Linked DNA regions of Homo sapiens: region 2 is linked to region 1. A link is an interaction called in ENCODE POLR2A ChIA-PET data of the cell type or tissue named here. Cell type or tissue: GM12878. All regions are shown on one strand. Links, peaks and the distances in the headings refer to the core of each region. The heading gives the core; the rest is flanking DNA.

The links. Peaks named below come from ENCODE experiments on the same cell type or tissue, not always from the same donor. Only the 100,000 strongest peaks of a DNase experiment are listed, where the experiment ranks them.
Region 2: POLR2A ChIA-PET joins it to region 1 with 7 read pairs; 3 of 35 experiments call an interaction of 5 or more read pairs at or near these places.

Annotation. Positions count from the first base shown.
Region 1 is chr4:40,219,375-40,235,950 of GRCh38, reverse strand. The region is part of intron 1 of RHOH (ras homolog family member H); the gene reads right to left. Among named protein-coding and RNA genes, the nearest start is that of RHOH, 31 kb to the right of the region's middle. RefSeq lists an enhancer at 8,373-8,422. In GM12878, for the core only: a CTCF peak has its summit at 6,755 (motif pointing left); DNase peaks (open chromatin) are centred at 7,190 and 8,460; H3K4me3 peaks cover 1,597 bases; H3K27ac peaks cover 4,841 bases.
Region 2 is chr4:40,605,636-40,622,211 of GRCh38, reverse strand. All of the region lies in intron 1 of RBM47 (RNA binding motif protein 47), which reads left to right. Among named protein-coding and RNA genes, the nearest start is that of RBM47, 16 kb to the left of the region's middle. RefSeq lists a silencer at 84-163 and enhancers at 2,555-3,082, 7,809-7,868. In GM12878, for the core only: no CTCF peak of the experiment used is centred there; no DNase peak of the experiment used is centred there; H3K27ac peaks cover 1,315 bases.

The DNA.
Region 1 (16,576 bases), core at 4,706-12,705:
GAGTGCAGTGGCACAATCACAGCTCACTGCAGCCTGGACCTCCCGGGTTCAAACAATCCTCCTGCCTCACATTCCTGAAGAGCTGGGACTACAGTTGCGTGCTACTATGACCAGCTAATTATTTTTATTTTTTATTTTTGTATAAACAAAGGTCTCACTATGTTGCCCAAGCTGGTCTCCAACTCCTGGGTTCAAGCAATCCTCTTGCCTCAGCCTCCCAAAGTGCTGGGATTACAGGCATGAGCTACTGCCCTAGGTTGTACCCAGCTCTTCAGACCAGGTCTCTACTCCTATTCTCTTCCTGAAAATAAACCAGTTCTTGCTTTTTTTTTTTCTTTTTTCTTTTTTTTTTTTTTTTTTGAGATGAAGTTTCGCTCTTTTTGCCCAGGCTGGAATGCAATGGCGCAATCTCAGCTCACTGCAATCTCCACCTCCTGGGTTCAAGTGATTCTCCTGCCTCAGCCTCCCGAGTAGCTGGGATTACAAGGTGCATGCCACCAAGCCCAGCTAATTTTGTAATTTTAGTAGAGACGGGGTTTCACCATGTTGGCCAGGCTGGTCTCAAACTCCTGACCTCAGGTGATCCACCCACCTTGGCCTCCCAAAGTGCTGGGATTACAGGCGTGAGCCACCATGTCCGGCCCAGTTCTTGATGTTTTAAAGGACATCTGTTGCTTCCTGATCTGGATGCTGGTTCCACAAGTGTGTGCAGTTTGTGAAAATCCACCAAGCTGTATACCCACGTGGTGTTCACTTTCCTGTATGTAGATAAAACTTCAATAAAAAGCATTTTTAAAAATAAGGTTACCACCTTTGTGGTGAACATCTTCTCAAGTGGCATTTTATCTTAAGTTTTACTTGCAAGAATTTATTTCACCAATCTGAATCCTATCTTAATAATTCCCCCTACTGTGTTGCTAATTGCTACAAATAATCACTAGATTTTCTCTCAAAACCACAGAAAGAAATCATTTTTAAGTCAGTGTACTTTCATACATAGATCATCTCTGTTTGAAACAGATTTTGTTCTGAAAGTTTGTTTGCAAGATGCTGGTTTGCTTGGCCAGGCACAGTGGCTCACATTTGTAATCCCAGTGCTTTGGGAGGCTGATGTGGAAGGACCACTTGAGGCCAGGAGTTCAATGCCAGCCTGGGCAACATAGCAAGACCCTGTTTCTACAAAAAAAAAAAAAAAAAAAAAAAAAAGATGCTGATTTGCAACTTTTAACATAAGTTCACCAGAATAAAAAATGTTAAGCAGTATTTATGTTCCTAAGCCTGAAGCATATTAAACCCCTTTATAGTTGAATTAAAACAAAACATTGCCAAGTCCTGAAGCCTTTTATTATTTCAACATATTAAGCTCTGAAGCCTCTCTGAGCCGTGTGTCCTGCCCTCTGGTCCCCAATCACACCGGGACCGTGGTCCCCTTCCCCTCCTCTGGTCCAGCAACTCTGCCCTGACTGGTCTCTTCCACTCCCAGGAGCACAATCAAGGAATCGTTGCCTGAGGTCTAGAGTTCTTAGTCCGGTTCAATTTCAGAGTCAAATACAAGACTAGCCAGCTAGGCAACCACCCAGAGCACCCTTAGAAACTCATCTCAAAACTAAAGTGATGGGGAAATGCATTTCCTACTTCTTTTCTCAAAATAGTTGGAATAGCCTGAAAAACTGCTTGGAGTTGAGGGTGCAACCCCAAGAGGTGTGCTCAGGGAAGGACACGTGGTCTCTGAACTTCTTTTAGGGAATGTGGATCTTGTTTACCAAAGACTCGTGTTTTCTCAGTTGGGTATCCATGTTTGGGGCCTGAGCTGAACTGTTCTAGGAAAAAGAGAGCAAAAAGGCAAATCATGCCTATCTAATCATTCTATAATGTCACGATGCTATAAAGTAAGGTTGTCAAACTATGGCCCACGCATGGCTGAATCCAGCCCGCCACCTGGTTTTGTAGGGCCATAAATTGAGAATGGTTTTTACATTTTATTTCATTTTATTTTATTTTATTTTATTTTATTTTATTTTATTTGAGAGGGAGTATTACTCTGTCGCCCAGGCTGGACTGCAGTGGCATGATCCCGGCTCACTGCAACCTCTGCCTCCCAAGTTCAAGCGATTCTCCTGCCTCAGCCTCCCAAGTAGCTGGGATTACAGGTGGTTTTTACATTTTTTAATGGTTGAAAAAAATCCAAAGGAGGAAAATATTTTATGACATGTGAAAATTATATGAAATTCAAGTTTCAGGTTTCACAAATAGCATTTTATTGGAACACAGTCATGCCCATTCATTGACATGTTGCCTATGACTGCTTTCTCGCTGCAACATAAAGTTGCAACCAAGCCTAAAATATTTTCAATTTGGTCTTTACACAAAAAAGTTTGCCAACTCCTACTAGACAGAAAGGTAGTTCAGAGTAAGAAGGGGCATGTAGACCTGGGGTCAGGCAGGCTTGGGTTTGGCTCCAATGTCTGCCACTTAAATGTGTGACCTTGGGGCAATTACTTAACGTCTCTGACCTTCGGTTCCTTTGACAACAAAGTCAACTATGCATAGTGTCTACAGCACAGACTCTGGAACCATACTGCCTTTCAGCCCCACTGGCTATGTGATCTCATAAAGGTCACTTAACTTCTCTAAGCCCCTCTTCCCTAATTGTAAATAGGCAATAATAACGGTGCCTACCTGGTGTGAGTTGGTTGATGGTATTATTTTTAATAATAAAAATTAAAATAAAATAATGATACCTACCTTACAAGGTGGTTGTACAGAATTAAATGGGTAGTGCATGTAAACCACATTGAATAGTGCCTGGCACAGAGTGAGTACCGTAGAAGTATTTACCATTATTATAATTTACCTTGAGGGGTTGTCGTAAGATGGTTCTGAGCTAGTGTATGTCATGAGCCTAAAACAGTGCCTGGAACAAAACAGGTACTAGCAAATAGTAGCTGCTATGATGATGATGATATGAACCAGTACTACAGACACACAGGAGAGGGAGCATTAATTCTCGAGATGGGAGAAAGGAGTGGTGATTTGGGAGCCCCGCATTTAAAAGGTGACAGCTGATCTGTAGGATGAGTAAGATTTTGATAAGCAACAGAGAAGAAAGGCTTTGGGGGTGGGGAGAAGCATGTGCAAAGGCCCAGGGGCATGAAAATACATGTTTGATTTGGGGAAGTAGAAGAAGTTCAGGGAGGTTGCACTGTGGGCTGCTCAGTGGGGAGCAGGAAGTGGCCGGTGGAGGGATTATGGGAGATGAGCCTGTGATTTTATACAATCCAAGGTTGCCTTCTGCTCATCAGCAGCCACAGCACACTATTAGCTCCAGCTGACTCCAGTTAAAATCAGTTAACAGTCAATTAAAATCCCTGGGTCTTTGGCACATAAAATGTTACTAGCCAGGCACAGTGGCTCCTGCCTATAATCCCAGCACTTTGGGAAGCCAAGGCAGGAGGATCACCTGAACCCAGGAGTTCAAGACCAGCCTGGGCAACATGATGAGACCCCTGCCCCCCGCCTCCGGTGCCTCACCACCAAGTCTATACTAAAAAAAAAAAAATTAGCCAGGCATGGTGGAGCATGCCTATAGTCCCAGCTAGTTGGGAGGCTGAGGCAGGAGGATTACTTGAGCCCAGGAAGCTGAAGCTGCAGTAAGCCATTATCACACCACTGCACTCCAGCCTGGGCAACAAAGCAAGACCCTGTCTCAAAAAATAAAAAAACTGTTACCAATCCATTCTCTTTTAACTTAAATGTTACTAACCTCTTTGAGCACCTACTCTGTGTCAGGCATTGAAGCCAAGTTAAAGAAAACACAGCTTCTGCCTTCAAAAAAACTTACAGTCTAATGGCAACACCAGACATAAACTTCAGCAAGGATCTGAGGGAGGAACAAATAAAGTGCCAACAAAGGGAAAAAGGTGCTACCTGCAACTAGCAGGAATCAAGGAAGGCTTTGTGGAGGCCATGGTATTAGAACATGACCCTTAAAACCACTGAGCTTGAGATGCACAGAGAAGAAAGAGAAACATGAGCAATGAAGGAAAAACCTAGGGCACCTAGAAGGGTGAGAGGCAGCTCAGTTGGGCTAAAAGGCGGAGCCCAGAATGGGAGATCAAGCTGGGCTGTAGGAAGCTCATTCTTGTGGCAGGTTAGGCTGGATTGCAGGTGGGAAAGACCAAAGAGGCAAGTGGGAGGCTCCTGCCGTTGGGATCAAGGATGACTTTATCCAGAGCAGATGCTGTGAGACAAGAAAGAGGGAGAGAAGCCCCAGCAACATCCACGAGGCGGAACTGACACGCAGGCCTGAAACAAGGTGATTCTGAGGCTGTAGGCCTGGGGGCCTGGGAGAAGCTGCTGGCAAACATAGGCAGCACCAGAGGAGAGAGACAGATCTGTGAGATCCATGAAGAGGTGGGTGTTTCCCACTGGGGGGCCTGCTGAAGAGACAGAGCGCTTTCAGGAGAGCCACAGGCTGCCGTCATATGACAAGGCTATCGTTTACTGAATGAAGGGGAAGAGAAGTGGGGTAGCCAGGGTCATCTTCCTCTCCCATGAGCTTTGACATGAAATCTTTAGCTAGAAACATGTTCTCTTCTATGTTATGTATAGCAAAAAAAAAAAAAAAAAAAATCACCTAAGAATAGGTGGGTCTTGCACAAACCAATTTGCTCCTATATTGAAATCCATTAACATAACATCGTACGGGTCTATTCACAGACACAGGAAAAGGCTTCCTAAGCTAAATGGGTGGAAAGCAGGTTTCAAAATGGCAGGTTTCAAAATGGCCTGTACAGGAGATTCCAGAGCTGTGAAAATGTCTAGAGTGGTGCCCACTGGCTTGTCTCTGGGTCCTGGGGTTGTATGTGATTCCCATTTTCTTCTCCTTGCTTAAGTGCATTTAAAAATGTGTCCACGATACGCATGTGCTATTTGCGCAGTTTTGAAGAAGTGCTTCCTGTATGTTGTTTTGTCTTTTTAATGTGGTCTCAGAAGGGAACAAAAAGGCTGGGCTGGTCCCTTGAAGCTACAGAAAATTTCTGTGAATCCCTATCAGTGACTCTGAAAATTTTTCTAGGTCTACACTGCTGAATTCGTTTACAATTCCTAGAAGCACTAACTCCAACTTCTGATTCCCTTTTAAAGGTCTGTTTCATTCTCTCCTCCTTGCAAAGGAGATGAGCAAAGCTGAATAATTCTGCCTCCTGAATCACAGCTGTTCATAGCTATCCTCAGCCCCAAGCCACCTCTTCTTTCTTCTTACTCATAAGAGTTTTAAAAGTCCAGGCTGAGAGCCAGGCGCGGTGGCTCACGTCTGTAATCCCAGCACTTTGGGAGGCTAAGGGGGGTGGATCACTTTTAGTAGAGATGGGGTTTTGCCATGTTGCGGATAGTCTTGAACTAGCCGCAACATGGCGAAACCCCATCTCTACTAAAAACACAGACAAAAAAAATTAGCTGGGCCTGGTGGCCTGTGCCTGTAGTCCCAGCTATTCGGGAGGCTGGGTCAGGAAAATCGCTTGAACCTGGGAGGCAGAGGCTGCAGTGAGCTGAGATCACACTACTGCACTCCATCCTGGACAACAGAGGGAGGCCTGGACTCAAAAAAGTCCAGGCCGGGTGCCATGACTCACACCTGTATTCACACACTCTGGGAGGCCAAGGCAGGTGGATCACTTGAGGTCAGGAATTCTAGACCAGCCTGGCCAACATGGCGAAACCCCGTTTCTACTAAAAATACAAAAATTAGCCCGTCATGGTGGTTAATAATCCCAGCTACTCAGGAGGCTGTAGCAGGAGAATCGCTTGAACTTAGGAGGCAGAGGTCGCAGTGAGGGGGGATCGTGCCACTGCACTCCAGCCTGGATGGCAGAGTGAGACTCCGTCTCAAAAAAAAAAGAAGTCCTTTTTATATTCTTTTAGATATTCAAATAAATATGAATATGGCCTGGGTATTAGATGACATTTAAGAACTATTGCTAATTTTGTTAGGTGATAACTGTATTGTCAGGTCCTTATTTATCAATCAATTTGTCAATTGTATTTTAAGGCCCTTATCTGATAGAGATGTTGATGTATTGATGAGGAAAATCAATAAGATGTCAGGGATTTATTTTATATTATTCCAGAAAACAAGCAAAAACAATGGATAAAGTAAGATTGGAAAAGTGTTAAGAACTATTGAGGTTGAGTGGTGGGTATACAGGGGTATATTAGCCTATTCTCTCCTCTTTGGTGTAGCTTCAAAACTTTTCGTGTTAAAAGTTTTAAAGCGTGGGGGCTTTTGTTTTCTTTCTTTCTTTTTTTTTTTTTTTTTGAGATGGCGTTTCACTCTTGTTGCCCAGGCTGGAGTGCAATGGCAAGATCTCAACTCACTGCAACCTCCACCCCCAAGGTTCAAGCGATTCTCCTGCCTCAGCCTCCCGAGTAGCTCAGACTACAGGCATGTGCCACCATGCCAGCTAATTTTGTACTTTTAGTAGAGACGGGGTTTCTCCATGTTGGTCAGGCTGGTCTCAAACTCCCGACCTCAGGTGATCCACCCTCCTCAGCCTTCCAAAGTGTTGGGATTACAGGTGTGAGCCACCGCGCCAGGTCCCAAGCTGTAGTTTTATTCTTACTCTCTGGTTATAGAGAAAATGCAGAAAAGCATCACCAAAAGAGAAAAGTATACTTTACGCTATAGTGACTTTTTCAAGTATTTGAAGGCATGTTCATGGAAGTGGCAAAAGGATGACAGCACAGAGGCTTAGAGCCTGCCTCCTGGTGGAGGGATATGGAAGAGGAAAGCCACAGTCCTGGGTAAGGATTCCCAGACAAGTCAGGGAAGAAAATCTTGCGCTTCAATACAGACTCTACCTGCAACTCAGTAAGACATCACTATCTATTCCTGGGAAGTAAGGGCCATCTCTAGAACATAAGCCAAAGGAGGCCAAAGGAGGCCCCTGAGATGACCCAAACTCAACTTTCTAACTGGTATCGTTACCTTCACTAACTTCCCTCGGCCCTCCCTGGGTAGAATTCTGCAGAATTAGCTCTTTGCAAAAGAACAAACGTCATAATGAAAATACCTTAAAAAGAAAAGAAACTCAAGAGTGAAAATGCATTACCCACACGAAACCAGATGAGAAGTCAAAGTAACTCTGAGAGTGAGGAAGACCCTCTGCCCTGGGGGTTCTTGTTGTCTGAAAAGGTGAGGGGGCTTTGGAGGTTTCTATCTTAGTATTTTGTGTTTTCCCCTTAGACGTAAACGTAGCCTTTGTCTGTGAAAATATGAAATCTGCCTGATGTCTGGATAGACCTCCACCAAGTTCAAGATACTTCCCAGCTGTAAAGCACCATCTCTGACTAAGAAAACCATCACATCTCAAGGTTCCCCCCATCCCCAACCCCAGAACCACCAACCACCACCACCATCCAACACACATATTTAAGCCATTGGTGGTGGACAGCATTTCCTGCTTTTACTTGCTGGTCCAAACAGATTGAAGATGACCTCCCTATTGTAACTTCTCTCCTCATTTTTTCCAGACCATTTCTATATATCCTATTTTCTGATTATAAAAGTAGTACATACACATTATAGAACATTTCGAAAACACTGATCCAAAGAAGATAAAAATCAGTTACCACCTAGAACCAAAAGCTGTAAAATATTAGCATACATTTTTCTGGGGTTTTTTATTCAGTGCATCATTTTTTTCCAAAACTAAGAATACCATACTTTATATGCAGTTTGGCATCTTGTTTTTCTTAATTTAACATTTAGGTCTTAATTTAACATTCTATGTCAAGATTCTTGACATAGAAAATGGCTGCATAAAATTTCATTATGTAAATATAGCATCATTTATTTAACCAATTGCCTACTGTTGGATAGTTTAATAATTCCTTATTTTCACTATAGCAACATTGAGTGAATATTTTTAATATAAATATATGATTATTTCTTTAGGATAAATAGATATGAGAGCAACTGCTGGAACAGAAGAGATAAAAAATTGAACCAATTTATATTCCATGTATGGGCCTATCACTGCATCTCTCTATCAACTCTCACTGGGTATAATATTTGCAAGTTTGACTTGTTTTCATTTGCATTTCATTTACAACTGGTGAAGATTAAAATTTTCTCATCTGTTTCTTGACAACATATATTTTTTCTTTTGTAAGTCATCAGTTTTACCTACTTTTCCAGCAAGACGGTCATTGTTTCTTAATGACTTTTAAAATCCTTTTAGAGATTAAGGATATTAATCTTTTATGATTAAATGTGTTGCAAATATATATATATATATAGTGCCCAGGTATTCTGGGAATTCCCCAGATTCCTGGTACTCCCCCTTCACTGAGCAAACCCTAAACAGAATGTAAAGTAGCATGTTCCCTGCTGCGGAAAAAAAACTCAGCATGATGAGATGCCTGAAAGGTCATCTAATTCAACATACTCATTTCTCCCATGAGGAAACCAAGGACTTGAGAGAAGTGGTTAAGCTGCTGGGGGCCCACACGAGGCCCAGAAACTGAACCAGCTGAGTCAGCACACTTTCCATCTACACAGGATTTTTTCAGATACACATTATGCCTACATTGTATAGCCCATACTTAATTTCCTTAATATTTTAAGCACAATGCTCATATAGCTAGATAGACATGCCAAATTATTCACACAGTAGCAACCTTTATTTCTTTGCCTTTTTCCCACAGAAAGATTTTATTGTGTACTGATGGCTTTTTACTCAAAAGGTAGCTGTCAATGTTTTTTGTTTGTTTTTGTTTTTGTTTTTTGTTTGCTTGTTTTCAGAGTCTCACTGTCACCCAGGCTGGAGTGCAGTGGCGAGATCGGCTCACTGCAACCTCCACCTCTCAGGTTCAAGTGATTCTCGTGTCTCAGCCTCCCGAGTAGCTGGAATTACAGGCATGCACCACCACACCCGGATAATTTTTGTATTTTTAGTAGAAACGGGATTTCGCCATGTTGGCCAGGCTGGTCTCGAACTCCTGACCTCAAGTGATCCACCTGCCTTGGCCTCCCAAAGTGCTGAGATTACAGGCGTGAGCCACCACACCCAGCCACAGCTCCCAGTTTTAATATAAAAATACTTTTTAAACACCTGTTCCCTTTCTCATCCACTTCCTTCGAGATGGATCATCTCTTTTTAGGAGAAATCATTAAGCTTTCCAGCATTCTCTAGAAGTAGGATAACCCCTTAACTTGCAGATTGCTTAAGCTATAAAAGAAGTCAAGGCATTTAATAATTTGTTCTGGATATGCAGCCCAGAGCACTGGAAGGAGTGAGGTGATTTAGTTTTAGTTTCAGTGTGTAAGGCTGCCGATATGCAATTGTTTGCAAAGGGCCCATGTTGTGGAGTTGACAGTCACGGTTAGATATTTTTTTCTTTTTCTTTTTTTTTTTTTTTTTTTGAGATGGAGTTTCACTCTTGTTACCCAGGCTGGAGTGCAATGGCGTGATCTCGGCTCACCACAAACTCCACCTCCTGGGTTCATGCGATTCTCCTGCCTCAGCCTCCCAAGTAGCTGGAATAACAGGCATGCGCCACCACACCCAGCTAATTTTGTATTTTTAGTAGAGATGGGGTTTCTCCATGTTGGTCAGGCTAGTCTTGAACTCCCGACCTCAGGTGATCCGCCCGCCTCAGCCTCCCAAAGTGCTGGGACTACAGGCATGAGCCACCGCACCCAGACAGTCACGGTTAGATTTTCATCTCCCTTGCTGAGCAGCAGTATAACCTTGGGCAAGTCACATAACTACAACTGCAAAATGTGAATTAATCATGCATCGTTTGCAGGATTTTTTTTTTAAGGCAACTGAAAAGAATCTATCTCCCATGCCTAGATGAATGCCTGGCCCTTAGCAGATAAGGATAACAATAAACACATTTGCCAGACGCTGTTTGAAGTGCTTTATAAAAATTACCTCCTTTAATCATTACAACAAGACTGCATGTGGTCAATATCATTTTTGTCTCATTTTTACAGCTGGGGGAACTAGGGCACAGAGAAGTAAAGTACCTTGTCCAAGATGACAAGCTAATGAGAAGAGATGCTGGGGTTCAGACTCTGGCAGTCCAGCCTCTGAGCCCATTCATAGGTCTCTACCTCCCCTCTCCCTACCTCTCTCTTAGTGAGAGCCTGCCTATCCTTCAAACCTTGATGAAACTGAGCAATCCTAAAACAGTGGCAGAGGGTGAGGAAGAAAGGCCGGAAATACATTTTTCTGCTGGTGGGTGATTTCCTTCTTACTACAAGCCTGATTTCTTACAGCATTTTAAAGATTCTTCCTCAGTCAGACACTCTCACACACCATTTGATGAGCAGAAGACCACCATCTTTGCAGAGCGCACTTGAACAGAATCCAGCGGCGTCCTTCGTGTATTTGACACCCACAACTGATCATCTATCAACCTCTCTCCTCTAGGTGACAAAATTATTTTCCTAGCAATGCGTAAGAATCAGGAACAGACTGTTTATTTTTTATTCCTTCTTTAGCTTTAAAAGAAACAAGTTACTTTTTTTTTTAATTGAACTTTAAAAAAATCATTCAGGTCAGGTGTACTGGCCGACATCTATAATCCCAGAACTTTGGAAGGCCGAGGCAGGAGGATTGCTCAAGGCCAGGAGTTTGAGACCAGCCTGGGAAACACAGCAAGATTAGCCGGGTGTGGTGGTGCATGCCTGTAAGTCCAGCTACTTGGGAGGCTGAGATATGAGAATCACTTGAACCTGGGAGGTGGAGGTTGCAGTGAGCCGATTTCGCCAGTGCACTCCAGCCTAGGTGACAAAGTGAGACTGTCTGAAAACAAACAAACAAAAAACAAAAATGAACAAACATCTCTACCAAAAAGTTCTTTTAATTAGTTGGGCATGGTAGCATGTACCTGTAGCCTTAGCTACTCAGGAGGCTGAGACAGGGAATGGCTTGAGCCCAGGAGATCAAGGCTGCAGTGAGCCATGATCACAACACTGCACTCCAGCCTGGATGACAAAGTGAGACCCTGTCTCTAAAAAATAATAACAATAATTCAGTAAGATATTTCATGTATGAATTAAAACTTGCACTTACCAATCAGCATTAATTATACTTTGTAGTTTGCATTCTCCTTTGTTGTTTCAAATTTAAATACAAAACTCTGAGAGAATAACGGAATTGAGGTAACTCGAGTTCTGTTCCGGGGTTTCTACAATCACTGTGCTATCATTGTTTATGTCTAATCTGCAGCTTAAACTCAGGACTATGCTGTGCCATAGAAGCTGAAGATGCAACTTGGCCCCAAAGCTCTAGTGAAAGCTGTACACACCATTAAGAACTTACTCTGACTTTTTCACTGCCAGCGCATGGTGATAATAAAAAACAGACCCACACTGGTTTTATTACTGTTTTAAAATTCTATATAAATGATATACCCCCTTACTTCCTGTACTTAGGGGGGACCCCTTGCACCACTCCATCCTTTAAGTCCTTGCCAGTATCTATTAAACTTTTAAATGCGGAGACCTTTTAATCCAGCAATTCCAATTCTTTCAACACGTTGTACTGATGTGTCTACACAAGTAGTCAAGATATGCAAGAATTTCCATTGCTACATTATTCACGACAGCAAAAAAAGAACTGGAAAGATCTGAAAGGTCCATTAAGACGCAGGGGTTAAATTAATTATGCCATATCCATTCGATAGAATCCACTCAGCATTAGAAGGAATTAGGTCAGCCTGTTCGTATTGCCCAGGAAGGGTATGATATACAGACATACCTTACAGATATCGCGGGTTCAGTTCCAGACCACTGCAATAAAGTGAATCTTGCAATAAAGTGAGTCACACAGTTTTTTTTGTTTCCTAGTGCACATAAAAGTTATGTTGGCCAGGAGCAGTGGCTCGAGCCTGTAATCCCAGCACTTTGGGAGGCCGAGGCAGGCAGATCACCTGAGGTCGAGAGTTCAAGACCAGCCTGACCAACATGGAGAAACCCTGTCTCTACTAAAAATACAAACTTAGCCAGGCATGGTGGCACATGCCTGTAATCCCAGCTACTTGGGAGGCTGAGGCAGGAGAATTGCTTGAACCCAGGAGGCAGAAGTTGCAGTGAGCCAAGATCGTGCCATTGCACTCCAGCCTGGGCAACAAGAGCGAAACTCCATCTCAAAAAAAAAAAAAAAAAAAAAACAAGTTATGTTTACACTATACATGATGTCTAAAAGTATACATGGCTTAATTTAAAAATATTTTATTGCTTAAAAATGCTAACAATACAGCCTGGACAACACAATGGGACTCTGTCTAGATAAAAATTTTTTTTTAATTAGCCAGGTATGGTAATGCACACTTGTAATCCCAGCTACTCAGGAGGCTGAGGTGGGAGGATCACTTGACTCCGGGAGGCTACAGTGAGCTATGATTGCACCACTGCACTCCAGCCTGGGCAACAGAGCAAGACCCTCTCTAAAAAAAAAAAAAAAAAAAAAAAGCTAACAATCATCTGAGCCTTCAGCAAGTCCTAATCTTTTTGCCTCAATGTTGATGGCTGCCAATTGATCAGGGTAGTGGTTGCTGCAGGTTGGAGTGGCTGTGGCTATTTCTTAAAATAAGACAACAATGAAGTTTGCCACACTGATTGATTCTTCCTTTCATGAAAGATTTCTCTGTAGCATGAAATGCATTTTATCCACAGCAGAACTTCTTGCAAATTAGAGCTAATCCTCTCAAACCCTGCCACTGCTTTATCAAGTAAGTTTATGTAATATTCTAAATCTTTTGTTGCCATTTCAACAGTTTTCACAGTATATTCACCAGAAGTAGATTCTGTCTCAAGAAATTACTTTCTTGGCTCATCTGTAAGAAGCAATTCCTCATACATTAAATTTTAACATGAGATTACAGACATTCAGTCCCACCTTCAGCCTCCTCTTCTAATTCTAGCTCTCTTGCTCCTTCTACCACATCTGCAGTTACTTCCTCCACTAGCATCTTAAATCCCTCAAGTCAGTCATGAGGCTTGGAATCAACTTCTTCCAAACTCCAGTTAATGTTGCTATTTTGACCTTCTGCCATGAATCACAAATGTTCTGAATGGCATCTAAAATGGTAGATCCTTTCAGAAGATTTTAAATTTACTTTGCCTAGATTCATCAAAGGAATCACTATCTATAGCAGCTATAGCCTTACAAAATGTATTCTTAAATAATAAGATTTGAAAGTTGAAATGACTCCTTGATCCATGGGTTGCAGAATAGATATTGTGTTAACAGGCATGAAAACAGCATTAATCTCCTTGTACATCTCCATCAGAGCTCTTGGGTGACTAGGTGCGTTGTCCATGAGCTGTAATATTTTGAAAGGAATCTTTTTCCTGAGCAGTAGGTCTCAACAGTGGGCTTAAATTATTCAGTAGACATTGCTGTAAATAGATGTGTTGTCATTCAGGCTTTAGTTGTTCCATTTATAGAGCACAGGCAAAGTAGATTTAGCATAATTCTTAAGGCCCTAGGATCTGTTGGAATGGTAAATGAGTACTGGCTTTACCTTAAAGCAACCAGCTGCATTAGCCCCTAACTAGACAGTCAGCCTGTTCTTTGAAGCTTTGAAGCCAAGTATTGACCTCTTACTAGCTGTGAAAGTCCTAGATGGCATCTTCTTCCAATAGAAGGCCATTTTGTTTCCATTGAAAATTCTATTGTACACTGTAGCCACCTTCATCAATGACCTTAGCTAGATCTTCTGGATAACTTGCTGTAGTTTATTCATCAGGACCTGCTGCCTCTCTTTATACTTTGGTGTTATGAAGATGGCTTCTTTCCTTAAACCTAGTGAACCAACTTCTGCTATCTTCATACTTTTCTTCTGCAGCTTCCTCACTTCATTCAACCTTCATAGAATTGAAGCAAGTTAGGGCCTTGTTCTGGATTAGTCTTTGGCTTAAAGAAATTGTATAGCTGGTTTGATCTTCTACCCAGACCACTAAAGCTTTGTCCAAGCAGTAAGGCTGTTTCACTTCCTTATCATTCATGTGTTCCCAGGAGTTGAACTTTTCATTTCTTCAATAAATTTTCCTTTGCATTGACAACCTGGCTAACTGGCAAGAGACCTAGTTTTCGGCCTCTCTCAGCTTTCAACATGCCTTCCTCATTAAACTTAATGATTTCTAGCTTTTGATTTAAAGTGAGAGACACATGACTCTTCCTTTCACTTAAACACTGAGAGGCCATTATAGGTTTATTAACTGGCCTAATTTCAATATCATTGTGTCTCAGAGAATAGGGAGGCCCAAAGGGAGGAAGAGAGGTGGGGGAACAGCCGGAGCAGTCAGAACACGTACAACATTTATCCATTAAGTTTGCTATCTTATATGGGCATGATTCATCGTGCCCCAAAACAATTGCAACAGTAACATCAAAGATCACTGATCACAGATGACCATAACAGATACAATAATAATGAAAACGTTTGAATTATTTTGAGAATTACCAAAATGTGACAGAGCCATGAAGTGAGCATACGCTGTTGGGAAAATGGTGCCGATAGACTCGCTCAACACAGAGTTGCCACAAACCTTCAGTTTGTGTAAAATGCAATATCTGTGGAGCGCAATCAAATGAGGTATTCCTGTATTAGTAACTGAAAAAAAGCAACCAGTTGAACAATCTGGGAAGGGTTTTCCATTTATGTAGAAAGATAAATGTCCAAACTTTGTCTGGTGCGATCTATCTTCCCTTGCCGAGAAGGACATTGGCCCAGGCAGAGGAAAGGTCTCTGCAATGATGGGTAAATCGAGATTTACTGGGAATTCTCAGCTCACCTTTCACATGTCCCTCTATAGAATAAATTGTACTAGGAACATAGCAGTTACTCCCTCAATTGCCTAAGGGAGAAGAGGAACAAAGAGGAATAATCTAAGAACACAAGTTTATTCAGATTTTCTTAATTTTTTCAATCTTCTTTTGAAATATAGACATATGTACTTTTTATACAGATAATATTATAGATACATAGCAATAGGATAAAATATTTCCTTAGATGCTCAGCTTCTGATTAAGGATCAGAAAGATCAAGAAACTGAGCAAAACAAATATATAATGACCCTGAAACTACCAGGATATTCCAGAGCAAAATTCTTTTTTAATGGTTCAGTTCATTGCTTACGCATATATAGTGTTCTATTAACATGACATTTCAAATCCATAGAAGTCTAAAAAAAGGGACAGAATATCTGCCTTTAATTGTCTTTAAACTAGGCCTACTTTTAAGGAGCCTAATGGGGCAGAAGATAATAAAGAAAATGTTAATGTAGTTTAGACTAGGCCCAGAGGTTAAAAAAATTTTTTTTTTTACTTAGTTAATAATGTCTCTGATCCTCACTTTTTTTTCTCTATAGAAGAAATGATTTCATTTGGAGAGGTCATGCAATGGCCACACAAAGGCAGAATGGTGTGGCTGTACTTCATCACCATAAAGTACCATATAGCTAGGACCTCAGAGAATAAAATGCTAAATTAAAGAGAGGAGACGCAATGTTCTGCGTATAAATGACCTCACTCTCCGGTTCGTCCTGCAAAAAATTAAAATTTAAACAGCCAAGTTCTATAATAAAGGTAAATGCAAAATGCCAAGAGAACACTAAGGACAGAGTGTTAAAATCTTCCAGGGTGGTGGGGTGGGGAGGGGGAGAGGAGGAACATTTGAACTTGGTCTTGGAGGAGAGAAAGAAATAGGACTGGTGGACCGCATGCAGGCAGAGGAAGCGGCTGGTGCCCAGGTGTGCACGTGGGTATTTGGAGAATAGACAGCTGGCTATGGTGGCTGAAGCACAGGTGGAAGATGATGTTGGAAAGGGACAATGGGGCCAATTTGTAAAAAGCCCTTTATGCCATATTAAGTATAAGATAACCTCCATCCAGCCGAGTTCTCTCTCTTTACTTTTCTCCTCGGCCCTGTCCCTGCTTTACCTAGCCAATGCAGTTTCTCATGCATTTTTCTGAAGCTATTACATTATTACATAAATTCACATGCTGTAAGTACGAATGCATATAATAATTACACACACATTTTTATATTCAAACAACAGCATACTACTTTGCTGCAATTTCTCCAGACTATGCAACATTGCTGACACTCTCCCTGGTCTTTCCTGCTTTGACAGCTTCAATCCTGCTGCTGCAAGCTTTCCTGCCCTGGCTCTTCCTGGTGAACTTCTACCCATCCCAGAGCCCAGCTCAGATGCTACCTCTTGTATGAGGCCTTCCCAATAAGCAATATATTTCTCCCTTATTTGAGCTCACATGGCATCTTTAAATGTTTTTACATTTTTTGAATAGTGATTACATGCCTATAGTAACATTTTAAAAGTATAAAAGTGAAAAATATACCTCCCTCCTATGGTGCCCAGGCCATTTTCCCAGACGCAACCATCAGACTAAGTTTCTCATGCATTTTTCCAAAGCTATTACATTATTACATGAATCCACATGCATATATATATGAATGTATGTGTATAATTATCACACACACTTTTTTTTTTTTTTTTTTTGAGATGGAGTCTCACTCTGTCCCCAAGCTGGAGTGC
Region 2 (16,576 bases), core at 5,254-13,253, 390 kb before region 1:
TTGTAGCATACTATGTAATTGTGTGACCTATTATCTGTCTCTCCCTGACTAGAATGTCTACTTCATTCATTGGTGTATCCCAAGCACATTAGAGGAGCGTCTGCCACAGAGTAGGTGCTCCATAAATACTTGTTGAATAAATGAATAAGACACACAGGCTTTTACACATTTCAAGCGTGACTGAATGCGTTTTACTCGAAATACAACCACGAACATACCTTTCTGAATGAGCATGGGTTTTCTCCCAGACCTCTCCCAGGAGGCTGCCATGTTTTCTGTGGTTTATTTTCTCTGCCACCACAAGTCCTTGATGGAGGCTGATGACTAAGTAACGTGCAAGGCAGGGCCAAATGTGGGGATGTCGCAATCGTTTCAGCACTTCCCCATTTCAGAGCTTCCCTGTTTCCAAATCAAAGCCTCCTCTTTGGCAATCTTTTTGTGATTTACATCTAAATGTGTAGCCCTCTGTTTGAACCATTTTGTGAATCGCATGCCCTACAGATAATTACACTTGACTGACTTATGTTACTATATTGTTTATCACCTTTTCTACTGTCATTTAATTATAATTAATGATTTTCTGAAAGTAACTGTCAAGACAAATTTTCTTAACTATCTCTTTTCACCTTTGAGGTTTCCACAAGTGCCAATTGCTGCTACAGGATTCCATTTAGATTGTTCTCAGCTGCAGAGCTCAATTAGGTATTTTTGTCTTGACCTGGCATGAAACGGAAGTGCTAGAGTCATTGTTTGAGTCTTTAATTTTTCCCCAGAACCTTTGTACAAATACTTGATCTTGCCTTTACAAAGTGGCAAAACAATTCTCTGATCTGTCATGTTTGTTTGCTAGCCCTGGCTTCGTTCTCTCCTTTGGACAATTACCTAGGTTTGGCAAAATTGCTTTTCGTGGCCTTTGGAGGCACAGTTCCCTCTCTGCGTTCATTTGCCTTGTTTAGATCCATAATTCACTGAAAAAGGCTTCCTCAGTTGCTGTTAGAATCCTGTGGCTACTAGGCTTGGGGACCCTAAAACCATCTTGAAGGTAGTACAGACTCCAGGAAGGTTCTTTGCAGTAAAAAAAAGGCAATAGTACATAAAGTCTGCTGAGGGTAGATGAAGAGCCTGGATTTAGTTATTTCTGACTATTGTCAGTCATGGTTTGTGGCTGATTTAGAATTATTTGGATTTTGGGTTTTTTTTTTTTGTTTGTTTCCTTCTAAATTGATTTGGAAGACATCATCACAATTTGTTGAGGAGTTCAAAAAATACACAGACAAATTATGCCTAATAAACAAAGAGCTAATGTTCATAGTTCTTTCTGCAAATCATCTTATTTCTTATCATATGCACTGAATGGGACATTAGAAATGAATAGGGGGGCCGGGTGCAGTGGCTCACGCCTGTAATCCCAGCACTTTGGGAGACTGAGGTGGGTGGATTGCTTGAGCCCAGGAGTTAAAAAGCAGCCTGGGCAACATGGCGAAAACCCTTCTCTATTAAAAAAAATTTTTTAAAGAAAAGAAAAAATGAATAGCATATAAATGTTAAATTAGACTTGTCTTTGGTAATATACTATATAGAGGGAGCTGGTGGTAATTATTTACTAAAATATAGAACCAGTAAATATGAATTAAATGGGTTTATAAACTAGACACATTGAAAGGACTTATTTTTCTTGCCCAGATACAGACTTTTTGTTTTTTTTTGAGATGGAGTCTTGCTGTTATCGCCCAGGCTGGAGTGCCATGGCATGATCTCGGCTCACTGCAACCTCCACCTCCCAGGCTCAAGCCATTCTCCTGCCTCAGCCTCCTGGCTAGCTGGGATTACAGGCGCCTGCCACCATGCCTGGCTAATTTTTGTATTTTTAGTAGAAACGGGTTTCACCATGTTGGCCAGGCTGGTCTCGAACTCCTGACCTCGTGATCCGCCCGCCTTGACCTCCCAAAGTGCTGGGATTACAGGTGTGAGCCACTGTGCCCGGCCCAGAGTTTTTTTTTTTTTTTTTTTTTTTTTCATACTGAGTCTCACTCTATCGCCCAGGCTGGAGTGCAATGGTGTGATCTTGGCTCACTGCAAACTCCGCCTCCCTGGTTTAAGCGATTCTCCTGCCTCAGCCTCCCGAGTAGCTGGATTACAGGCATGAGCTATGAGGCCTGGCAAATTTTTGTATTTTTGGTAGAGACAGGGTTTCACCGTGTTGGCCAGGCTGGACTCAAACTCCTGATCTCAAGTGATCCGCGGCCTCGGCCTCCCGAAGTGTTGGGATTACAGGCGTGAGACACCGTGTTTGGCCTAGATACAGACTTAACTGCTGTTTGAGCAGCTACTGTGTGCTGGACACTGGATACGAAGTACCCAGTGGTGAATAAAGATTCTCCGCCCTCTGGGACTTTCTTTGTTGGGTGGAGATGAGATTTAGTGTTCTGAAGGAACCAGGAACCCACAGGTACTACACAATAGTAGGTGGGAATCCCATAGGTGAGGTCATCAGAGAAGGCTCCTCCAGGGAGGTGGGGCTGAAGGTGTTTGATGGGCAGGGAGATGTCCATCTTCGCTAGATGGAGTAGCGTTCATGAAGGTCCTAAGGCTGGGAACGCTTGGCATGTTGAGGGACTTAAAGAAGGCCGACCTTGCAACAGTGCAAAGTGCCCAGCAAGGAGGAGATGGGCACAAGGTAGGGTTATGGGGATTACTGAGACTCAGAGCATGTGGGTCACTAAAGACCATGGAAAAGAGTTTGCATTTTGTTACTCCAGGCCTAAGAGAAAGCCATTAAAGACGACTTCTTAAAAGACAACCCTGACCCAGGCTGGAGTGCAGTGGTGCAATCATGGCTCACTGCAGTCTTAAAGTCTTGGGCTCAAGTGATCCTCCTGCCTCAGCCTCCCAAGAAGCTGGGACTACAGGCACACAATCATACTCAGCTAATTCTTTGATTTTTTTGTAGAGACAGGGTCTCACTCTTTTGCCCAGGCCGGTCTTGAATTTCTGGGCTCAAATAATCCATCCATCTTGGCCTCCCAAAATGTTGACATTACAGGTGTGAGCCACTGCGCCTGTCCAGGGGTTGATTTTTGGGGGTGTTGGTGTTGGTGGAGAGAGCCAGTGGCCTGCATGGGATGTCTTCTGTGTATCTACCTGCCTCTGTTATGGTCTGAGTCTGAGGCCGGCAGTGGCCAGCAGAAATAGCAAGATGTGGTGATGGCCTGGAGGAAGGACTGAGGATGGGGGGTTCTGATCTGTGTTGCTGGCTGTGATGGCAGAGACTGGGGGAAAACAAGTTTGAGGCAGGTAGAGGAGATCAGGAGTTCAATTTTGGGTGTGTTTACTGAGATTCCTGTTCAAACATCCCAAGGAGATGCTGGAAGTTTCCCTTTTTTTTTTTTTTTTTTTTTTTTTTGAGATGGAGTCTCGCTCTGTTGCCTAGGCTGGAGTGCAGTGGCTTGATCATGGCTGACTGCAACCTCTACCTCCCAGGTTCAAGCAACTTTCCTGCCTCAGCCTCCCGAGTAGCTGGGATTACAGGCGCGCGCCACCATGCCTGGCTTATTTTTGTATTTTTAGTAGAGACGGGGTTTCACCATGTTGGTCAGGCTGGTCTCGACCTCCTGACCTCGTGATCTGCCCACCTCGGCCTTCCAAAGTGCTGGAATTACAGGTGTGAGCCACTACCCCCAGCTAGAAGTTTCCCCCTTTTATATCCAGTGCCTCTAGCAAAAGCAGGAGACACCTCTAGTGCCTAGCATTCATTTTTCGGAAAAGTATTTCTTATTTTATTTTATTTTTAGAGACAAGGTGCCACTCTGTCACCAGACTGCAGTGCAGTGGCGTGACATTGCTCACTGTAAAATCTTGGGCTCAAGCAATCAATCCTCCTGCCTCAGCCTCCTGGGTAACTGGGACTACAGGCACATCACATGCCTGGCTGCCTAGCATTTTTTCTTTTCTTTTATTTTCTTTTTTCTTTTTTTTTGAGGGTCTTGCTCTGTTGCCTAGGCTGGAGTGTGGTACAATCATGTTTCCCTGTAGCCTTGACCTCCCTGGGCTCAGGTGATCCTCCCACCTCAGCTTCACAAGTAGCTGGGATTACGGGTGTGCATCACCATGCTTGGCTAATTTTTTGTATTTTTTGTAGAGACAGGGTTTCGCAATGTAGCCCAGGCTGGTCTCAAACTCCTGGGCTCAAGCAATCAGCTTGCCTCAGCCTCCCAAAGTACTGGGATTATGGTGTGAACCACCATGCCTGGCCCTTCACATTCTTTTAGACAACTGTTTTGTATTTCAGTGTTTCTCTTTATGTCCATATTGGCAAATATAAAGTATGTGATCTTTACTTTTATACCACAAATGACAAAATAATGCTAATCGAGTATCTAGGGTGTATAGGAAACTGTAATGGGGAAAGGGGGTTGGGGGCAAACATTAAAAAAAAGACTTAAGTATAGTTTCAGTCATCAAACTTATAACTCAAATTAATCATATATATTTACCAAAATTTTAATATTTATATTATATATTTAATATTCAATCACATTAGTATAAATATAAAGTACATGTATATATTTATACTTAACACTGAATATATTTAATATATTTAGCATGTATATGTACTTAATTTACAATATTAAATGCCATATTTATTTATTATTTTGAGATGGAGTCTCACTCTGTCACCAGGCTGGAGTGCAGTGGCACGATCTTGGCTCACTGCAACCTCTGCCTCCCAGGTTCAAGCGATTCTCCTGCCTCAGCCTCCCGAGTAGCTGAGACTACAGGCACGCACCACTATGCCCAGCTAATTTTTTTGTATTTTTAGTAGAGATGGGGTTTCACCATGTTGGACAGGATGGTCTCCATCTCCTGACCTTGTGATCCGCCTGCCTCGGCCTTCTAAAGTGTTGGGATTACAAGTGTGAGCCATCACACCTGGCCTTAAATGCCATATATATTTAATAGTGAAAACAAAAATTTGTGTGAACAGAGATTCATCCCACATAACAAGTAAGAGAAAGATAAAAGAAAATGTAAGATGAGGCCAGGCGCAGTGTCTCACGCCTGTAATCCCAGCACTTTGGGAGGCCGAGGCGGGTGGATCACCTGAGGTCAGGAGTTTGAGACCAGCCTGGCCAACATGGTGAAATCCTGTCTCTACTAAAAATACAAAAATTAGCTGGCCGCAGTGGCGGGCGCCTGTAATCCTAGCTACTCGGGAGGCTGAGGCAGGAGAATTGCTTGAATCTGGGAGGCGGAGGTTGCAGTGAGCCAAGATCGCGCCACTGCACTCCAGCCTGGGCGACAGAGCAAGACTCTGTCTCAAAAAAAAAAAAAAAAAAAGAAAAGAAAATATAAGATGAAACAGTGGATTTCCTTGTGAGTTATAACCACTGAGAGACATGCAAATTCATGCTGTAAATATTGACACTGTAAAAATGGATCCATTAGAACACGTAAATGTATTTCTTGTGTGTCTCTTACCTAACTTTTGTAAGCTTTGTAAAAAGGGTCTGCTGTGTTTCTTCTGCATATTATGTGGGTGGAAATTAGAAAGCTGATACAGGCACATTTTAAACCACATAATGAAAGGCTGATTTGTATCTCTAGCAAACTGAGTTTTTGAGTTTCTAGTACCTAAAGCGAACTGGGGATATGAGGGTGAGCAACACACAGGGCTTTTGGAGCTTATAGCGGTGGAAGCTTTATCCGTTTGTTTTTAGCGCCACACTACAACCTCCCAAGCAGAGATTATTCTAAAAAAAATGATTGCGCATATACTTGCAAACTCATAGGAATAAAATGATTTTGGTCTCAAGCAATGACCAAAGAAGTGATTTTTTTTTTTTCTTTTTTTTTTTTTTGAGACAGAGTCTCGCTCTGTCGCCCAGGCTGGAGTGCAGTGGCGCGATCTCGGCTCACTGCAAGCTCCGCCTCCCGGGTTCACGCCATTCTCCTGCCTCAGCCTCCAGAGTAGCTGGGACTACAGGCGCCCGCCACCATGCCCGGCTAATTTTTTTGTGTTTTTAGTAGAGACGGGGTTTCACCCATGTTAGCCAGGATGGTCTCGATCTCCTGACCTCGTGATCCGCCCGCCTCGGCCTCCCAAAGTGCTGGGATTACAAGCGTGAGCCACCGCACCCAGCCAAGAAGTGATGTTTTAAAAAGTCATGAAGCTTTAGAATTGGATGGAGGTAGAAGAAGCTATGACAGATAATGTTTTGCAACCGTGGCTATAGAAACTGTCAGTGACTGTAGCATTTTATTCTCCAATATCATGTCAACACCAGTGGAGCCCATGAGGTGTAATTGTATTTATTATTGCTTAATTGAGCCACAGATGGTGTGGTTATTCGTTTTGCATAAGATGGTTCAGTTTCCAAAAGGATATGAAGCGCCTGAAGTTTTCACAATTAATTAGTTAATTAATTAATTTTGAGACAGAGTCTCACTCTGTTGCCCAGGCTGGAGTGCAGTGGCGTGATCTTGGCTCACTGCAACTTCCACCTCCCAGGTTCAAGCGATTCTCCTGCCTCAGCCTCCCTAGTAGCTGGGATTACAGGCATGTACCATTATGCCCAGCTAATTTTTGTATTTTTAGTAGAGATGGGGTTTCACCATGTTAGCCAGGCTGGTCTTGAACTCCTGACCTCAGGTGATCCACCTGCTTTGGCCTCCAAAAGTGCTGGAATTACAGGTGTGAGCCACCATATCTGGCTAAATTCTGTTTTTAATAAGAAAGCAACTTTGGTGAAGAGCTGTATAAGGTGTACCTGGAACAGTACTTACTTTTGTCATCCAGGCTGTAGTGCAGTGGAGTGATCTAAGCTCACTGCAGCCTTGACCTCCTGGGTTCAAGAGAGTCTCTCACCTCGGCTTCCCAAGTAGCTGGGACCACAGGTGCACACCCTCATGCCTGGCCAATTTTTTTTTGTATATTTTGTAGAGACAGGGTTTCACCATGTTGCCCAGGCAGGTCTTGAACTCTTGAGCTCAAGTGAGCCACCACGCCCACCCAGCCATGACTAACATTTATTGAGCACCCACTGTATGCCATGCATGGTTTCTTATTTTTATTATTATTATTTTTTTGAGACAGGGTTTTGCTCTGTTGCTCAGACTGGAGTTCAGTGGTGTGATCATACCTCACTGCAGCTTCAACCTCCTGTGTTCAAACGATCCTTCTGCCTCAGCCTCCCAAAGTGCTGGGATTACAAGTGTGAGTCACTGTACCTGGCCATGATTTTATTTAACCAACAAACCACCCGTGAGAAGTAGGTTTTACAATTATCCTCATTTGACATGTGTAGAAATGAGGCGCTATCTAGTAACTTGCCCAAGGTAAATGGTGGTCAGAATTGAGACTCTTTTGTGTATGTGTGTGTGACAGTGTCCTTTTTACCATGTTGCTCAGGCTGGAGTGCAGTGGTATGATCAAGGCTCACTGCAGCCTTGGCCTTCTAGGCTCAAGTGATCTTTCCATCTTAGCCTCCTCAGTAGCTGGGACTGCAAGTGTATGCCAGCTCAGTTAATTTTTTTTTTTTTTGTAGAGATGGGGGTCTCATTCTTTTGCCCAGGTTTGTCTCAAACTTCTGGGCTCAAGCGTTCCTACCCCTTTGGCCTCTCAGAGTGTTGTAATTACAGGTGTGAGCCACTGCCCCTGGCCAAGACTCTTGTAAAGCTTCCCAAAGGAGGTCAGGTTTGGAAAAACCAGGTCTTTGGACCAGGACCCAGTCTTCTACAAGATCTGTTCTTGGCTTATATCACCTCAGACAATTGACCCTGGCCATGGCCCTTCTCCTCACTGCCTTTCACTTTCCTTTCTTTTAAAATTAGATAGAAGGGAGGGGAGATTTTGGACTAGGCTTTGACTTATGTTTTACACAGCTGCAATTTTCTCTAATTCTTTTTACTTTCATGGTTCAAGTCACTAAAAGGCTGCTGGTTCATTTGATGTTGAAGGGAAGATGGGGGTTGGGTGGATGGGGGATGGTTACTTGGCTTTAAGTCGCAGGAAGGAAATAATGCTGGGTTAGATGGCTCGTTCCAAATCTTACAAAGTTCTTACAGATTTGATTCTTAACTCTCAGATCCCTTCTGAGATAGTGAATATTGCTAGTATATAGGATGGTTCCAGACTGGTGGTTCTAGATTTTGTCTTCCAAGGAACATTTGGTAATGTCTGGAGATGTTTTTGGTTGTCACAATGTGGGAGGCAGTAGTGGGGATGGGGATTGGGAGCTTCTGGCATCTAGTAGGTAAAGGCCAGGTGTACTGCTGGACATCCTACAATGCCCAGGAGAACCACTCAAAACAAAGAATTATCCAGCCCAAAATGTCCATAGGGCTGAGGCTGAGAAACCCAATTCTAGACTGTTCTCCACAGTCACTACTGTCCTTTTTTTTTTTTTTAAGTTTTATTTTTTAAGACATGGGATCTCACTATGTTGTCCAGGCTGGTCTTGAACTCCTGGTTCAAGCAATCCTCCTGCCTTGGCCTCCCAAAGTGCTGGGATTACAAGCATGAGTCACCATACCTGGCCTGTTACTACTGTCTTACACACCATGAACAGCATTCCTTTCTTTAGTTTTTTATCACCAATGAGTTAAACTCATCTGTCTTCTGATGATGCAGGGTCTAAGAAGGTATGAGGGGAGAAGGTCAGTAAAAAGTTGAACTGAACTCTGTTCTTAGGAATGTTAAGTGTTTTAACAGCAGCCTGCTAGAAAAGTCATTTCGTAGTTTATTTTTCCCTTTCTTGTGGATTCAGTCACTTCACTGTTTCCTTCTCAGATTCTAAGAATTTTTCTTTCGAGGCTACTAATGTCATTAGAATATCCCCAGAGTTTTGGTATACTTTTTTTTTATTGAGGGACTTCTTGATATTTATATATTTTGGACAAAGCTGAACTTTGAGAAAGTTGTTAGTAGAATCTTTTCAGACCTAAAGATGCCTGAAGTTTAAAGGTTTAGGTTTGGTTAAAATGAAGTTGTCCTATGTTTTATTAAGACTGTATCTTGACTTCATTTAAAGCAAAAAAAATAAAAATCATTGTACAGTGCTTTCAGCTTCATGGCGAGACACTTATATTAAATGAACACATGCTGGTGTATAGCTGGACTGTCAGCAGCTTTGGGAAAACAGCAAACATTCAAGGATGGCTAGAAATGAGCTCCGTGTACCAGGCTGACTTTCCTTTGAAGAAACCTTTTAGTCAATATTTGATGTCTTGTAGATTTGGGGAAGAAAGATAAATAAATGTGTTTGCAGTTGTTCCTGGCTGAGAGAAGCTGAGTTTACCTAAGTTTCCATAATAAATTAATTACAACCAAAGGAAATGAAACAAAAGCCTAGGGGATGAAGATCATAGGTGAATGAAGATCCCTCTGCAAATTGACATGGGTTCTAGGTTTGACTTCTTTGTAGTGGAAATAAAATGCAGCTGAATGAGCTCTCATTTTTGCTGAATATAAGATACCTTCAAATTTAATAAATGGGAAAATGATGTGTACTGAGAAGCTTGGACATTCTCTGATGACCTTTTGTGTTATTTCAGTTCATTTAAGGTCACAAAAGTCCTACAAATGCCCTGTTGGATCAGATTAAAGAACTGCTCATCCTAGTTTCTGCAGACTTCAGAGAATATATTTTAGACAAAGTCATTCTTAGAATTTCTAGCTATACTTCTTCTTTTTTGAGAGACAGAGTCTGGCTCTCTTGCCCAGGCTGGAGTGCAAGTGCAGTGGTGCGATCTTGGTTCACTGCAACCTCCGCCTCCTGGGTTCAAGCTATTCTCTTGCCTCAGCCTCCCAAGTAGCTGGGATTGCAAGCATGTGCCACTACACGTGGCTATTTTTTGTGTGTGTTTTTAGTAGAGGCTGTTCTTGAACTCCTGACCTCAAGTGATCTGCCCACATCGGCCTTCCAAAGTGCTGGGATTACAGGCGTGAGCCACTGCACCCGGCCATCTAACTATACTTCTTGAATATCAGTTAGATACGGACCCTAGATACCATTAATTCTCCACATCCACATGTTATGGATCCATGATCAGGATCTAATTCATTCAGATTCCCCAGGACTTCTTGTTAAAGCAGTATTTACTTTTCTTCCCTCCAAAGCTCACTTTCAGACTTCTACAGGTGGCCCATTTACCTTCATTCCAACGCTCTTGACCCTTCATTCTTTTAACATTTGAATTCTATTCCATTTCCATCTTAATCCTTCTGTTCTGAAGAGGCCTGAGTCTTGCGTGGAAGGCCAAGACTCAACGCTTGATTATTTTATTACACCTCTCATGTATCTTATTGGAGATACATTATATATATATAATCAATGATATCTTGGATAAGATGTCCCAGTTTAATCTCAGATGCTCTTTGGTTTTGCCCAAGTCTTGAATAGTGATTTCAAGTTTGCTTCCAAAACTCATTTTGATGATTCTATGTGGGTGGTTTTTTTTGTTTTGTTTTGTTTTTGTTTTTTTTGAGACAGAGTTTTGCTCTTGTTGCCCAGGCTGGAGTGCAATGGTGCGATCTCGGCTCACCGCAACCTCTGCCTCCCGGGTTCAAGCGATTCTCCTGCCTCAGCCTCCTGGTAGCTGGGATTACAGGCATGCGCCACGATACCCAGCTAATTTTTTTTTTTTTGTATTTTTAGTAGAGGCAGGGTTTCTCCATGTTAGCCTCGAACTACTGACCTCAGGTGATCTGCCTGCCTTGTGGCCTTCCAAAGTGTTGGGATTACAGGCGTGAGCCACCGTGCCCGGCCTATGTGGGTTTTTTGTTGTTGTTTTCTTTTGAGTAGCAACAACTCCAGCCATTTATTCATTGAGTGGATACAGGTTCTGTGTCAGGCATTGGAGATACAAAATGTATCAGAAGTATTCTGGGTTGTTGAGAAGCTCACAGACTAAATCAGACACGTAAGCAAAAATAAAATAAAATACTCTTTTGTGCTTTCTAGAATAGAGATATTCATTTATCCATCCATTGATTCATTGAAAACCATTTATTTTGTGCCTACATTTACCTAGAGAGACTGAAGCATTAAAAATGAGTCCCATGAAATTTTCTAGATGCTATGATAGGAATCGGTAGCATCAGTTTAACCTGAGGAGGCACAGCAGGGGATGAGGGAAACGTTTAGGGGACTCCTCATAAAGATAAGACTTTTAACATACTTAATATTTACATAGTGTATTAGTCTGTTTTCATGCTGCTGATAAAAACATACCCGAGACTGGGAAGAAAAAGGTTTAATTGGACTTAACAGTTCCCCATGGCTGGGGAGTTCTCTCATAATCATGGGGGAGGGTGAAAGGCACTTCTTACATGGCAGCAGCAAGAGAGAATGAGGAAGAAGTGAAAGCAGAAACCCCTCATAAACCCCTCAGATCTGGTGACACTTATTCACTATCACGAGAATAGTCTGGAAAAGACCGGCCCCCATGATTCAATTACCTCCCCCCTGGGTTCCTCCCACACCACATGGGAATTCTGGGAGATACAATTCAAGTTGAGATTTGAATGGGAACACAGCCAAACCATGTCACATAGCATGTGTTATGTGCTTGGTCCTGTTCTTTTTTTTTTTTTTTTTTTTTGAGATGGAGTCTCACTCTGTCGCCCCAGGCTGGAGTGCAGTGGCGCGATCTCGGCTCACTGCAAGCTCCACCGCCCGGGTTCACGCCATTTGCTGGCCTCAGCCTCCTGAGTAGCTGGGACTACAGGCACCCGCCACCGAGCCTGGCTAATTTTTTGTATTTTTAGTAGAGACGGAGTTTCACCGTGGTCTCCATCTCCTGACCTTGTGATCTGCCTGCCTCGGCCTCCCAAAGTGCTGGGATTACAGGCATGAGCCACCGCGCCTGGCCGTGCTTGGTCCCGTTCTAAACACTTTACGAAGATGAACTCATTGAATCTGCATAAGAAAACTATGAAGTACTTACAATTATGATCCCCATACACAGAAGACCTAGGCACAGAAAGGTTAAATAACTTGCCTAGGGTTATGTAGCTAGTAAGGGCAGAACTCGGAGTTGAACCCAGGTGATTTGGCTCTAGAATTAGAGATGATTCTTAAATGAGGTTTTTTTGTTTGTTTGTTTGTTTGTTTTTATTTTGAGACAGAGTTTCACTTTTGGCACCCAGGCTGGAGTGCAGTGGCGTGATCTCGGGTCACTGCAACCTCCGCCTCCCGGTTCAAGCAATTCTCCTGCCTCAGCCTCCTGAATAGCTGGGATTACAGGCATGCGGCACCACACCCGGCTAATTTTGTATTTTTAGTAGAGACAGTTTCTCCATGTTGGTCAGGCTGGTCTTGAACTCCTGACCTCAGGTGATCTGCCCTCCTCAGCCTCCCAAAATGCTGGGATTACAGGTGTGAGCCACAGCGCCTGGCTTGAATGAGCCTTAAATGAGATCCAGAGATATGAAAAGCAGGTAGTTAGTTACCATTTGGAGAGGGATTCCGGAACCTAGAGAGAGATGAGGCTGAAGAGGCGGGAAGAAACCAGATGGCAAGGACTTTGTCTCATGCGCAAAGCATATAATTTATAGAAAGCAGAGAAAAATGGAAGCTAAAAAAGAAGAAAAAGGTCATGGCTGGGCGCAGTGACTCACGCCTGTAATCCCAGCACTTTGGGAGGCTGAGTCGGGCAGATCACTTGAGGTCAGGAGTTCGAGACCAGCCTGGCCAACATGGTGAAACCCTGTCTCTACTAAAAATACAAAAATTAGCCGGGCGTGGTGGCGGGTGCCTGTAATCCCACTTACTCTAGAGGCTGAGGCACAAGAATCACTTGAACCTGGGAGGCGGAGGTTACCGTGAGCCAAGATTGTGGCACTGCACTCCAATGTGGGCCATAGAGTGAGTCTCAGTCTCAAAAAAAAAAAACCAATAAAAATAAAAATAAAAAATTAGCAGGCCAGGCATGGTGGCTCATACCTGTAATCCCAGCACTTTGGGAGGCTGAGGTGGGTGAATCACGGTCGGGAGTTTAAGACCAGCCTGGTCAACATGGCTAAACCCCATTTCTACTAAAAATACAAAAAAATAGCTGGACGTGGTGGTGGGCACCTATAATCCCAGCTACTCAGGAGGCTGAGGCAGGAGAATCACTTGAACCCGGTAGGCGGAGCTGCAGTGAGCTGAGATCATGCCACCGCACTCCAGCCTGGGCGACAAGAGTGAAACTCTATCAAATAAATAAATAAATAAATAAATAAAAGAAGAGGTATGGAGACATAGCCAAACACTGCAGAGAGCTCACATGTTTCGTGTCATCTCGTTTTTCCAAATCAGCAATGACAGCAGGATGAGTGGGCCAACTCTAAGGAATGTACATATAAGATTTAACTTCATTCATTGGTTCCATGTTTGTGGGATTTCTGCTATTTACATTTACTTCACAACATGTGCTCACCCAGAGTGTGCCTTTCATGCCAGAATTTTAGGATTGTACTTGCCTTACTAACACCAACTTGAGCAGAATGATATTATCACAGTCAAAATGGTTATTGCTGCAACAGTCTCTAAGTTCAGGATTTGCAGTTTGTCCAGCATCATCAAGCCTAGTTGACAGGATAGAAAAAGAGTTCCAAGTCTAAGCTTGTTTCACTCTCATTGACAAAAGAAAGGGCTTTTTATTGCTATTTCGTACTTGGTCTTAATACTCGATATGGATTGGGCCCCTGAGCAGAGGCAGTTGTTTCTTTGCTACCAGGTTGGTAATTTAGAGCCTGCCCATTTTGGAAAATAAATTAATCTCCAAGTCTGCCTTCCCCTCAAATGATAATGCTCTGCTTATTATATCAGTGAGCATTTACTGGAGCAACTACTTGGTACCTATTGGTCGCTCTGCTGAGTTCTGGGGAGTTGTAGGTGAACAGGACACTCTTCCTGCCCTCAGATGCTCACACTCATGTGGGGACAACTCACTTGTGTCCAACTCACTGTACTATAACATGGCATGTGATATTGAACAGGGAGCCCACAGGAGGGACAGTTGGGGAAGAAGGGTGATCTTTTAGCTAGATTTTTTTTTTCTGAGATATAATTAGCGTACTGCGAAATTCACCATTTTAAATTAGAAAATTCACCTTTTTTTTTTGGAGATGGAGTTTCGCTCTGTTGCCCAGGCTGGAGTGCAGTGGTGTGATCTCAGCTCACTGCAACCTCCACCTCCCTGGTTTAAGCAATTCTGCCTCAGCCTGCTGAGTAGCTGGGTCTATAGGTGTAGGCTGCCATGCCTGGCCAATTTTTTGTATTTTAGTAGAGATGAAGTTTCACCATGTTGCCCAGGCTGGTCTTCAACTCTTGAACACAGGCAATCTTTCCGCCTCAACCTCCCAAAGTGCTAGGATTACAGGCACGAGACACCGCGCCTGGCTGAAAATTCGCCATTTTAAAGTAGAAAATGCAGTGGCTTTTAGTAATTCACAAAGTTGTGCAACCACCACCATGATCTATTCCAGAATATTTTCTTTTCTTTTTCTTATTTTACTTTGAGACATGGTCTCACTCTGTGGCCCAGGCTAGAGTGCAGTGATGTGACCGCAGCTCTCTGCAGCCCCGATCTCCCAGGCTCAAGCAATCCTCCCAATGCAGCCTCCTGAATAGCTAGAATTAGAGGCGTGTGCCACCATACCTGGATAATTTTAAAATTTTTTGTAGAGATGGAGTCCCACTGTGTTGTACAGGCTGGTCTCAAACTCCTGGGCTCAAGTGATCCTCCTGCCACAGCCTCTTAAAGTGCTGGGATTACAGGCATGAATCACCATGCTCCGCCCTATTCCAGAATATTTTCATTATCCCAGAAAGAAAGTCCAAACCTATTAAGCAATCACTTCTCATTTCTCTCTCTCCCATCCCCTGGCAACCAGTAATCAACTTTTTGACTATAGATTTGCCTGTCTGGACATCTCACATAAATAGAACCATACGATATGTGGCCTCTCATGTCTGGCTTATTTCTCTTAGCATATATGTTTTCAGGATCCATCCATGTTGTGGCATCTATCAATACTTCATTCCTTTTTATGGCTGAGTAATATAATAGTCCATTGTACGGACATACCAGATTTTGTTCATCCATTCATCAGTTGATGGATGTTTGGGTTCAGCTGGACTTTGAATAAATAGATTTTTGCACAGCGTAGAAGAGATGTTGTGATTTACGGAAGATAAAACACATCATTTTAAAGTAACACATATGTTTGCGGGCTTTTTTTCTGACAGGGTCTTGCTCAGTTGCCCAGGCTGGAGTAGAGTGACACAATAATAGTTCACTGCAGCCTCGATCTCCTGGTCTCAAGTGATCCTCCCACCTCAGCCTCTCCACGCCTGGCTAACTTATTTTTGTTTTTGTTTTTAGTAGAGAGGAGGTGTCACTGTGTTGCTCAGGCTTGTAACACATGTTCATGTTAGTACTTACATCTCAGTACTTACTGAATGCCATGCACATTTCAAGTCCTTTACAAATAGTAACTTCCTCAGTCCTCATCACAACCCTACTAGATGGCAAATGAGGCACAAAGAGGTAAAGCAATTTGCCCAGGTTGCCAGCCAGCAAGTGGAGAGCCAGAGACCAAATCCAGGCAGTGTGGCTTCAGAGTTCATCTCTCAACCACCAAGCTGTGCTGCAGAGCAGGGGCTTGGGGCCAGGCGGGCCGTCGGTGAAACTGTCCAGGTGGGGCTAAAGGGCAAAGAGGGTGCAGGAGAGAGTGATGGATGAGGCCAGAGATTGTGTGTCCTCTGCTGTCAGTAGCTGTCCATCTGGAAGACAGATCTGACCATGTCATTCACTTGTTAAAAACTGCCACTAGTCCACCGTTTTTCTTTTCTTTTTTTTCTTACCGAGACCACATTTCCCAGAAGTTCCCTGATTCTCTACAGTAGTTTCTCGGTAACAATCATTTCCCTACTACCTTTTCAATTTCCCCATATCTATATATCACCTACATCATCATTTAATATTTTTCTTTTTCTTTCTTTCTTTCTTTTTTGTTTTTTTTTTGAGATGACGTCTCACTGTGTCACCCAGGCTGGAGTGCAGTAACGTGATCTTGGCTCACTGCAACCTCTACCTCCTGGGTTTAAGAGACTCTCCTGCCTCAGCCTCCTGAGTAGCTGGGATTGCAGGCGTGCACCACCACACCCGGCTGTTTTTTTTTTTTTAAGTAGAGAAAGGCTTTCACCGTGGTGGCCAGGCTGGTCTCGAATTCCTGACCTCAAGTGATCCGCCTGCCTCAGCCTCCCAAAGTGCTGGGTAATATTTTTCTTTAAATCAACTCACTTTTGTTTTACTAAAATCCATTTACTTAAAGTGGAACACTATCTCATTTCTTAAATGGAAAACCCGTATTTTTCTTTCTTTTTTTTTAAGATGGAGTCTCGCTCCCCTTGCTCAGGCTGGAGTGCAGTGGTGCGATCTGGGCTCACTGCAACCTCCACCTCTCGGGTTCAAGTGATTCTCCTTCCTCAGCCTCCCAAGTAGCTGGGATTACAAGTGTGTGCCACCTCGCCTGGCTAATTTTTGTATTTTTAGTAGAGACGGGGTTTCACCATGTTGGCCAGGC